2 separate regions of the Mus musculus genome follow, and region 1 is linked to region 2. Evidence: chromatin loops called from intact Hi-C (ENCODE). Cell type or tissue: gastrocnemius. All regions are shown on one strand. Links, peaks and the distances in the headings refer to the core of each region. The heading gives the core; the rest is flanking DNA.

Region 1 (5,543 bases), core at 235-5,234, 110 kb before region 2:
GCTCACTTAGCTCCGCGTCTGCCATAGGGTCTCTCTCACAGGCAAAGTGGGAGGAGCTATCTAGAAGCTACAGCAGAGCCTGGGGTGCTGTCTTGGGGATCATGAGTGCCCGCCTGCCATGTTGAAAGCTTGCTTCTAGCCTGATCTCCATTTTGATGTCCATGGAAGGTGTGGAACTTTTGGGGGAAAGGTCTTCATGAAAAGTCTTCCTGTTATTGGGACATGTGTTTTAAATAGATTGTGGGAGTCTCGTATGATGTCAATTTTGTCAGATTGGTGAGATTCAAAATCACTATGGTAACATACGTACGGGTGTGTCTATGAGGGTGTTTCTAAGAAAGTTTAATTGAGCTGATGTCTCACAATAACTTCCATTGCTACGAAGAACCACAACCACCAAGACCAAGGTAATTTTCAAAAGAAAGCGTTTACTGGGACTCACAGCTCCAGAAGGTTAGAATCTATAAGTATCATGGATGGCAACATGGCAGAAGACAGGAAGGCTTGGTGCTGGTGCAGTACCTGAGAACTTACATCTCATTCACAAGCATCAGAAAGCTAACTGAATAGTGTGGGCTTTAAAACCTCAAAGCCCACCCCCAGTGACACACTGACCCCCAACAAGGCCACCCCCTAATCCTTTCCAACGAGTTCTACCCAATGGGAACCACACGTTCAAATACAGCAGCCTACAGGGGCCATTCCCATTTAAACCACTACAGTTGGGAAAATGCACTCTGAACTCTTGGTTGTTGTCCAGTCTGGACCCCTAGCTGGTGGATCCATGCTACCAACATTCAAATGCACAGTGTTCAGCTCTCTCTCTCTGCTTCCTGACTGTGGGTACAGTGTGTCCAGCCACTCTCACCTTCCCTATGGCTTCCCTGCCATGACAGACATGTCCCCTCCGATTGTAAGCTTCCACAGGCTCTTCTTTCCTACCTTGCTTTTTGTCAGGTATTTGGTCATAACTAGAAGTGTAATTGATGCCTTTGGTCTCTTCATTTCTTTCTCCTCCCAGACGTAAGGTGAGCAGTAGTCTTCGCAATGAAATGCTGCCAGCATCCCAAAGCAAAACCAAGAGCCAGGATATACCTTACCCTCTTCACAAGTTGGTCATCTCGGGTATTAGCAACACCAATGGATGTCTCAATGTGGAAAAGTGATTGCTGCCAAGTCTGAAGTTTGAGTCTGAGACCCACATCATGAGAAACCCAAGAGATCCAATTTCTGAAGGTTGGAGGAAGGAACCACTCTAAAGTGGATGGTCACCCCCTCCCAAACTCTCTAACACAAAAACTCCCTCTTCCTCCCTCCCTCCCTCTCTCTCTCTCTCTCTCTCTCTCTCTCTCTCTCACACACACACACACACACACACACACACACACACCCCGCTCCCAATGCACTCAGGCTCCCTTTCCAGCTTGGCTGCTCTGAGCAGCTGCTAACAGCTGGAAACAGGCAGCAGTCAAGGGCCTGCAGGAAAGTGCAGAGAGGAGTCTCAGCAGCCCAGCTCTCCCTCCCTGGGGCTCCTGCCTAGCCTGACCTCCAGGGAAAGAGTAAAGACTGGGATCTCCCATGCACAGAATGTCCCAGTATTTGGAACTTGCTCCACCATTTCCTGGGGGGCCTCCCATCCTAGGCTGGGCCAGTGGTTTCCTGTGAATGTTCTACCAGGGTGCTCCTTGTGTCTTCAGTGGAGAATCAATGCAGCCAGACGGCCTGTCTCCAGTCCCCTCCCTCTACTCTGTAGGACCAAACCAACCTGACATCTTTTTTTTTTCCTCTTGAATTTAAGAGCCCTGCAGACGCAAGGATCCTTTTAGCTTTTAACATATTTAATAATTTATTATTTATCTGATATTTTTGTAAATGTATTCCTCAGATCAGGACTTTGCCTCTGCAGCTTCCAATTTGCACCTATCTGACATCGTTTATCTTCCAGCCCCTTGATGCTCTGGAGGGCGGGTTTCCTCTTTAACACTTCCTTAGAGTCCTAATGAACTTCAGTCACTGTACGAGTCTGTACGAGTGCTTCAGTCACTCAGGGTGCTGGCGCGCACACACACACACACACACACACACACACACCCTTTTGCATTTTTCCTGCTCTCAGGCATACAGATCATACGTGCCACTAATACAGTGTTGATCTCCCTAGGTTGCTTCTTTTTTTTTTTAAAGATGTTTGCCCTTCAGCCTGCTATTAACCAGTTTCTTCCTACTTTGAAAAACTCACTCTTTTAAATTTCATCATACCAGTATTTCCCCGGGGATTTTACCGTTTATTAAGTAGTCAAAACCAATTTTGGAGCAATCATATATACCAAATAGTCTCATGAATCTTTTGTATTCTCCACAGCTCCTGCACACAGGTGGGCACCCTGCAGGAACATCAGAAATACTCCACTGGCTAATCCACGTAGCCAACAGGTCGCTTCCTGAGAGGCGAGCTGGAGTGCTGCTTCAATACGCAGCAGTGCGGGTTTAAGCGACGGCATCCTCTCGGTTTAGCTGTGTGACCTTAAGCAACTGGCTCAGTCGCTCTGTGCTTCCACTCGCGCTGTGAAATGAAAATCCTTCCTACCATCTTGGGGTGAGGGTTAAGTATTGAAGCCTTTTGACCTAACTGAGGAAGTTCTCTATAAACAGTAACTTTTGTCCTGGAGATGTGGCTTGGTTGCAGAGCATTTTATCTGACGTGCGCAAGGTTCTGGGTTCAATCTCCAGCATGATAAATAAACGAGTAAGTAACTTATATTCTTTGAGTAGTCTTTGGGAAGAATTTAGGTATTAGAGATGTCGTTGACATCTTGGCCCAGGCTGTTCATGCCCACGCTGGCGTTCAGGTGTATGGAGATCACCCATCCATCCTAGTACCATCAAGCCACTTCTCTGTGACCTCAAAGTCACCGTCTGTAATGTGGGGGGTGGTGCTCATAATCCCAGCTCTCAAACCTCTCACCTTCTTTGAAATAATTTCTTGCCTTTTAAATCTCAGACAACTGTCTACACACCAGCAGGGGACAGCAATCTAGACATCTGTTCTCTCCAAGGACGCCTCCGCTCAGGTGGCAGCGGCAGAAATGCCCACTAGGGGGCGCGTGCGCTCTCTTCTCAGGCCGGGCTGGGGAGGGAAGGCGAGCTGGGAACCTTCTGGGCCCATCTGTGTGTATCAGCACAGGCAGACCTGCCACTGCCCAGCTCAAGGCTGAATTTTGTTCACATTAAACCTGACAAATCTGAGGTTAGAGGAATTAGTTAACTCACCCAGGATCTTAGAGCTAAGAGGAACCATGGTGCCTCTCTTGGCAGTCTTTAGGACCAGGGAAGGACACCCCTGGATTTTGCCTGCAATGTGGGTACCCCCAAATAGGCACGGGTGTGGGGCTGTTACCCAGTTTGCCCCCGAGAATATGGATGCCGGGCGGTGGTGCTCTGTGAGGTTTGGGACATGGCAGTAGCTAGCTTCTCTGAAACAAAATGCATAGTCCTAAGAAAGGTCTGTACAAGCCGAGCCTGGTGGCGCACGCCTTTAATCCCAGCACTTGGGAGGCAGAGGCAGGCAGATTTCTGAGTTCGAGGCCAGCCTGGTCTACAGAGTGAGTTCCAGGACAGCCAGGGCTAGACTGGGAAACCCTGTCTCGAAAAACAAAAACAAACCCAAACCAAAAAAAGGTTCTGTACGAAAGAAGTGGGTGTGCTTGACTTTGCTGAAGCTGCTCGGTGTCAGCTGGACCTGCTAGACACCCTGTTAAAGACACATGAGATGTGCAAACGATCAGTTTGACTTATGCTCTGGCAGAGTAAGGAATGCGCTGAAAATAAGGAAGTGGGGCATCTTGTGTTTGAATGACAGCCTGACGTCACTGTTTCAGAAACAAGAGTTTCTACACTTCACTACATAGCCCTTGCTGGCCTGGGACTCACGATGTAGCCCAAGGTGGTCTCAAACTTGTAATAGTCCTCCTGCCTCTAGCACCTAAGTGCTAAGGTTACAGCTGTGTAACACCAGACTAAAATGGTTGTTTTACACTGCTACTTTTGGGGTGATTTGTGAAACAGCAAAGATAACTCAAACATCATTTAACTGAACTGATACTACGTGATAGACACCAAAGTAAGGTACTGTGTGTTTTCTCTCCCAGTCTCCGGTTTTGAAGAAGGGTCTCCCATATCCTAGGTGGCTTCAAACTTATTGAGTACTTGAGGATGTCCTTGAAGTACTTAGTGCAGCACCGTGCCTGATTTTCAAACCCTGATGTCTCAATAATCTTGCATTGCACATTCATGGAGAATGACAACTCAGATTAGCAGCGGACACACTGAGAGATGCAATCAATGGGGGCACTGAGACGGCTCAGCACTTAAGAGGACTTGCAGAGGATCTGAGTTCAGTTTCCAGCACCCACATGGCCAATCACTGCTTAAAGCTCCACCTCTAAGGGATATAATGCCCTGGTCTGGTCTCCAGGAGCACTCCATGCACATACATACATACATACATACATACATACATACATACATACAAGCAACACTCATATGCATAATATAAAAATAAATCTTAAAACATATTCAAAGCCACATAAGGAGACCTACTCTTCATCACCAAAGCCTTTATTGATAAGGAAAGTAGGAACCTACAGACTGTGCTAAAAATCAAACGGGTAGTGGAAGACTGGCTGGTGGCCTTGAGTGGTGTACAATAATAAAAACAAAAGAAGAGCTACGGACAATGGAAAATGTCCCTGAGAATATGCTGTCCCTTGGGCTTCAGTCTTGCCACAGCTATGAGACTGGAAGGGAAATGCTTTCATTTCATTAACACCTTTACATGGCAGTGAGCAAGGCTCGAGCGCCAGTTTCCTCCGACCCCACCCCCACCCGCCACCTTAGCCTTTCCTAATAGCATCCAAGGATAGGGCACCTACTGTGTGTCTGACAGAGTGTCAGGTAGTCCATCTGTCAGGTAAGTGTTTCTCGTATCCACGAGGGTTTGAGTTTACAAACCTGGCACACCCATGTGTTCCCTTTCTGCCATCACAGGCCCTTTTCCTGGGGAGCGACGGAGCCAAGTCAATCAACAAACAATCGACTGTATGTCAGGCTCCGCCTATGTACCTGGGACATCATGACCCTCCTTGCCTCCTCCTCTGCTTGCCTACCTTCCTCTTGCCTTCTCTGATGACGCTTTTCACATGTTGCCGTATCTTGAGTCTCCAAACTCTTGCAGACAAAGGATCCAAGTATGACACAAGGCAGATCAGTCGAGGGATAGATGAACCAAAGAATGAATGAGAGGACGGGGTGGGTATATACATGTGACTTTCCCCAGCGACACATAAAAAAACCAACCCATGTATTCACTCCAGAGAGGACACGGACACACCAAAGGAAGGACTCTTCAGTTCAAGTCCAGCGTGGTCAACCAGTGGGTTTACTGGGGTTACTTAAAAGCGATACAAGCAGCTACATCACCAGAAAGCCCTCTGGGCAAACTACACTACCCGATGTCCAACGTCCAACCTCAGTTCACCCCTTAC
Region 2 (5,543 bases), core at 164-5,163:
ATTAATACTTTGCGTAGAAATGTGCTGAGCCTTTAGTAGTGCTTTCTGAAGTACACCAGTAGGTGGGAAGTGTGGGAGTGGGGAGAGTGGGGAAGGAAAAAGGTAAGAAAACAGAATAACCCTGAGCAGAGAGAGGGGCCCAAAGGAAGAAAGGGGCAAGGGGCTTGGTGTTTCTGAGACTTGAATTTTGCCTTTTGCTTTTTAGTGGGACCCAAAGTTTTTCTTCCATCTCTTCGTATCATTGACATTAAATACCTAATTTTCTTGGGCCCACATTTTCTTGGACTCCAGCCAAGGGTGGCTCCTTCTCAACACTTCCTCTTGATAAATGCATGAAAAGAGTGCTCGCACCTTAAATGAGTACTGGGATTTTGCAAATGATCCATTTTGCTGTATACTCAGGTCTTTGTACCACCCCGGATGCTGTATGCTTCCTTGAAATGGTAGTCAGGGATCAAAACGGGGTGTTGAGAGGGGTGGAGTTTTGGCTTTCTATAAATCATAATATCACTGCAGTGAACAGAGGTCACTTCTTGGATGAAGTGACTTTGGTAGCCTGCCTTGAAATATGGTAGGAGACCACCAGTGTCAATCAAAAGGAAGAGCAGAACAGTGGAGTAGCAAAAGGATGTTCTCTCTTAATCTTCACTGGAGTCCATGACAATGTGGACAGCATAGTCAAGGATTTTTAAAACAGTCATTTTAAACGTATTTGTCGATCCATTCATACATGCATATACTGTATCTTTATCACACTCACCCCCAGTTCTCTTACATGGTTTCCACTCTCTCTGGTCCTCTTCCTCCTTCCATCAAGTTCCCCTTCTACTTCTACTGTACCCACCCTAAAGAAAAATAACTCCACCTCCCTTAACCGCCAATAGTTTCTCAAGATAGGGGTGGGACCCCATGTGCCCTCCAACATCCTGTTGGAAACGGGGACAGACAGATCCTATGTAAGTTTTATGCAGATAGTCATGGTTGCAGTTGGTTCATGAGTGCAATGGCCATGTTGTGTTCGAAGATGGCAGATCACAACATTCCTCATCTCTGGAGTTTTTTTTTTTTTTTTTTTTTTTTTTTTGAGCAAGTAGCAGACAGCATCTCATGTGGTCCAGGCTGGTGTGGCACTCACTATGTAGTCCAGGCTGGCTTCAAACTTATGATTCTCTTGCCACAGCCTCCTGAGTGCCGAACTCATATTCATTACTATCCCTATCTTTCTAGGTGATTTTGAATAAGTGGATTAGTGCCTTTCTGTCACTTCTTTGGGCACGATGTAAACTGTCCCAGCCTAGATGTGAGCAGAAGCTGGTGACTAGGACTGGGGTAGATTAGCTGGGCAGGGGACCTCAGAGACCCCTTTCTACCTAAAAGGTCTCTACTGCAAGCGAGAGACCCCAAAGCATACCCTGATGCTAGGTGGGGCTCAGGCGAGACTAGAAGCATCTGGCTGTCTAGGCATCCCCCTAGCAGGGCTACAACCCAGTAGCTATCCATGGTGACCTGACAGATAATGCCCCATGATAGACTGGCTTTCTCTGCCTTACTCCAGTGTCCTATGGAGCATTCTGTGTTCTCACAGTCTACACTTGTGTCTTTGCTCAATGTTTGATTCCAGGTACACACTGGCAGAGGAAGTGGGCCCAGATTCTTGCCCAGATAGTGGGTGGATGACAGTTTTGACTCGAGAGATATTTTAGTCTGAATTCTTCAACCTTTCCAACTCTTCTCTTTCCTTAGCCTTGGAGGTAATGAGAAAGGAGTCAACCCTCTAGAGCACTGGCTCTCAACCTTTCTGATGCCGAGACCCTTTAATACAGTTCCTTATATTGTGGTGACCCCCCCCCCACCATAACATTATCATTTTTCTACTTCATAACTCTAATTCTGCTACTGTCATAAACCATAATGTAAATATGTGTTTTCCTATGGTCTTGGCAACCCTGTTAAAGGGCCACGTGGCTCCCCACAGGCTGAGAACCATTGCCCTAGACCAACCTGATGCAAAGTGTTGTCAAAGAGACTCACTTCTGACCTTTAAGATGAGAGCAGAAGACCCTGGAGAGACTTCCCCTCACATATACTTGCCACTTGCTAGGAGAGATTTTGTCCTTTGTCCTCTTCACTCCCCCTCCCCTTTTTCCTTTCCTTTCCTTTCCTTTCCTTTCCTTTCCTTTCCTTTCCTTTCCTTTCCTTTCCTTTCCTTTCCTTTCCTTTCCTTTCCTTTCCTTCCTTCCTTCCTTCCTTCTCTCTCTCTCTCTCTCTCTTTCTTTCTTTCTTTCTTTCTTTGCTTGAAGCACAATCTCTTAGCTGGATGTGCAGCAGCCATCTTGAGATCATGAGGAGCAAACACCACATGCTGAAGACAGCAAAGTGTCAAGCCAGAGAAATGGAGATCTGAGGTGGCATTGCTCAGCCCTGCTTCAACCCTCTGCCACGTGGCTCCTAGAGAAAACTTAACCTCTGACTTTTCAACACTGTGGTCCGGTTTCTGTCATCCTCACAGTCACACACTGCCCCCTAGCTCTGGCCATTGGAATGTTGTCCAGGTGTCACCAGATTTTCTGTTTCCAAAAGAGTTTGGGAGCACAGGAAACTGAAGTACAATGGAGTGAGAGCAGCCACCTCCTCATCTCTTCCAGTTGTCCTTCCTCTTCCCCATCCATCAACACCAGCTACTAGCCTGCCTGTTATCCCCTCATCTTTCACCTCGGCACACAATTTTGCTTACTGTGCATACCTGGCCTTCCCGCCTGGAGGTTTTTTTCGACTGGCATTGTCAGTGCGTTGGAATTGCCTGAGAGTCTGTGACTCTGGAAATGGACCACAGGCAAAGACATGGAACCTAGAGGATAAATACCCAGCTGCCTGCTGTCAGAGAGTGAGCTCTATGGGGAGCTTTATACACCTGGCTGTCTAGGCATCCCCCTAGCAGGGCTGCAACCCAGTAGCTATCAATGGTGATCTGGCAGATAATGCCCCATGGTCGACTGGCTTTCCCTGCCTTACTCCACTGTCCTGTGGAGCATTCTGTGTTCACACAATCTACACTTGTGTCTTTGCTCAATGGTTGATTCTAGAGGAACTCAAATTAAGAAATATAGATGTTATATCTCCATGTCTGTCCTCTCCCACATATCTACGTTTATCATCTGTGTCCCTATGCATCATCTACTTATTTTAGTCATATGTCTCTGCTTATTTCTCTATATTGTGCATACTTATGGATGGATGTCATATATAAATGTATATCCATGTAGGTATATATCTAGGCTGTCTATGTACATATGTATATATGTAAGTAAACATGTGTACATATCCATGAATTTTACATAAAATTATAATATTCTGTATTTTTCTTTTTCCTCTATGTATCTTCATGTGCTGTAAAACCAGTTGTATTTTATGTCAATATTGTATTTCTTTGTATAGGAATATGGACATAAATAGTGACACTTTTCAGTTTTCCTTGTTTGTCAGTGTTGGAGAGGTAGCCCCACCCCCACCCCCACAGAGTATCATTCCTGTAAATGTGGTGGACAACCAACGTTTTCAGCTCCCCAAAGGTGAAGTTTTCATGTGAGACCCAACAGTGAGATGTTGGTGGGGGGCATTTCCTTTGCTCAAATCTCCTGCAGTTTAATTATAGGTATATGTTCTGAGAGCATGCCATGTGTCTGACAAAGAGCTACATATTTCCTTATATTCCTTATCCCTCCCACACTATAGTTTTATAATGAAGATAATTGTGATGGTTTGGATGATAATGGCCCCCATAGGCTCATATATTTGAATACCTGGTTCACAGTTGATAGAACTGTTTTAGAAGGAGTAGGAGGTGTGGCCTTATTGGAGAATGTGTGCCACCCAGTTGGCTCTCTCTGAGATGAGTTCCAGGATAGCTACATAAGTGAGATTCTGTCTGGGAAAAAAACTACCACCAACAACAAAATCAAAACCAAAACTCAAAAATGAACAAACAAAACCTAAAACTAAAACTTAAATTTTTAATAAAAGATTTAAAAATGCATAAAACAAACTTTTATTCCAGAAATCCTCAATAGGCACTTAAAACTGTTGCTGGATCTGCCATCGTCCCTCGATACCATGACTGGTGAGGGTGTGGGGTAGGGTGGACTATGTATGGCGATTATACAAAAATCTGCACTGACCCTGATACTCATCTGCAGAAATCCAGGCTGTCTAATTTGATGCACTCCATCTGGCAGCTTGAGAAGAAAAGGAAGGAGAAGAAACAGCAGCCATGTAGTAGGAATGTAATTTCTAAGCTAAGTTATGCAGTCATTTTGCTTCATGTAATCTGAGCCAAATTTAAACATGCCAACATCCCATCCTGCTGATTTTTCAAGTGCTATAGGCTACATCTGGTAGATGCTCATTGAATGTTCAATGATGGTGACGTAAATGTATTTACTAAAATACAGTATTGAAAATGCAAGCAGAACGATGCTGTGGTATCCTTTAGTTTGCATTCACACAAATTGGGGCTCTCTGAAATCTGTGGATTAAGATGTAAAAGAACATGACTATGTCTTTAAATATTCTAAGGATTATAATTACGGGGCTTTCAAGCCACTGAGTCTGTTTCCCTCTCATTAAATATAAGGAAACAGCTCAAGGTTAGTTTTAAAAATACATCAACAGAATTTAAAGATTTATTTTTATATTTTATTTATGTGTATATGTCTGTGTGAGTGTATGCCTGGGTGTGTGCATACCAGTTGAGATTAGAGCGTGTCGGGTCCTTTGTGGGTGGAGTGATGGGTGTTTTTGAGCCACCTGCTTCAGGTGCTAGGAACAGAACTCAGGTCCTCTGCACTTAAGCACTGAGCCATCTCTCCAGCCTCCTAAGGTGAGTCGATGAAAGAAGAGAAAGAGCCTTGAGAGCCCAAGACTCCCATAGGAGGCAAACAAAGGAGAGAAGCAGCACACAGGGCTCTGGAACACGAAGAAACAAGCATCCTTCTCCCTCCTCTCTTCCAATGAGCATCCTTCCTCCGTCTCTCTGCTGTGACTTCCGGGAGAGGCAGCGGGACTGTAACCTATAATGGCTAACCTAGTGTCTCTTTTCCTTCTCCCAAGAGTTTGCTTTGAGGATATGACTAAGGCTCATTAGGAAAAGGCTTGTAGGCTTCAAGCCTGTAGGAGAGAAATGCACCACTAATTACTTTTCTTATTGCTGTGACAAAATACCCAGCACACTCAACTTAAGGAAGGGAGTTTTGTTCCTGGATCACAGTTTGAGGGCACAGTCTGTCACGGTGAGCAAGGCATGGTAGCAGCCATGTGAGGTGGCTGATCACATTCTGTCTTCAGTGAGGAGGCAGAGAAAGATGGGTGCTGGTACTCTGCTTGCTGGCTCCCTTTGTTCAGTCTGGGACTCTAGACCATGGGATGCTACTGCTCACAATTAGGTGTGTCTTCCGACCTCAGTTAACCTTATCTAGAGACACCCCCCCCCCCACACACACACACTGACAAGACTGCCCCCCCGCCCCCTCGCCGCCCCCCCCCCCCAA

The links. Hi-C counts contacts between places; a loop is a spot of excess contacts. Peaks named below come from ENCODE experiments on the same cell type or tissue, not always from the same donor. Only the 100,000 strongest peaks of a DNase experiment are listed, where the experiment ranks them.
Region 1: a loop joins it to region 2, with 3 times the contacts of the local background. A loop is called at or near these places in 12 of 42 quality-filtered maps.

Annotation. Positions count from the first base shown.
Region 1 is chr5:52,129,196-52,134,738 of GRCm38, forward strand. Gm40302 (a long non-coding RNA gene) reads left to right here and starts at 1,147. Exons shown (of 3, transcript XR_868417.3): 1 at 1,147-1,236; 2 at 2,363-2,596; 3 at 5,047-5,543. In gastrocnemius, for the core only: a CTCF peak has its summit at 3,097 (motif pointing right); a DNase peak (open chromatin) is centred at 3,103.
Region 2 is chr5:52,238,252-52,243,794 of GRCm38, forward strand. No RefSeq gene overlaps it. Among named protein-coding and RNA genes, the nearest start is that of C130083M11Rik, 25 kb to the left of the region's middle. In gastrocnemius, for the core only: a CTCF peak has its summit at 2,532; no DNase peak of the experiment used is centred there.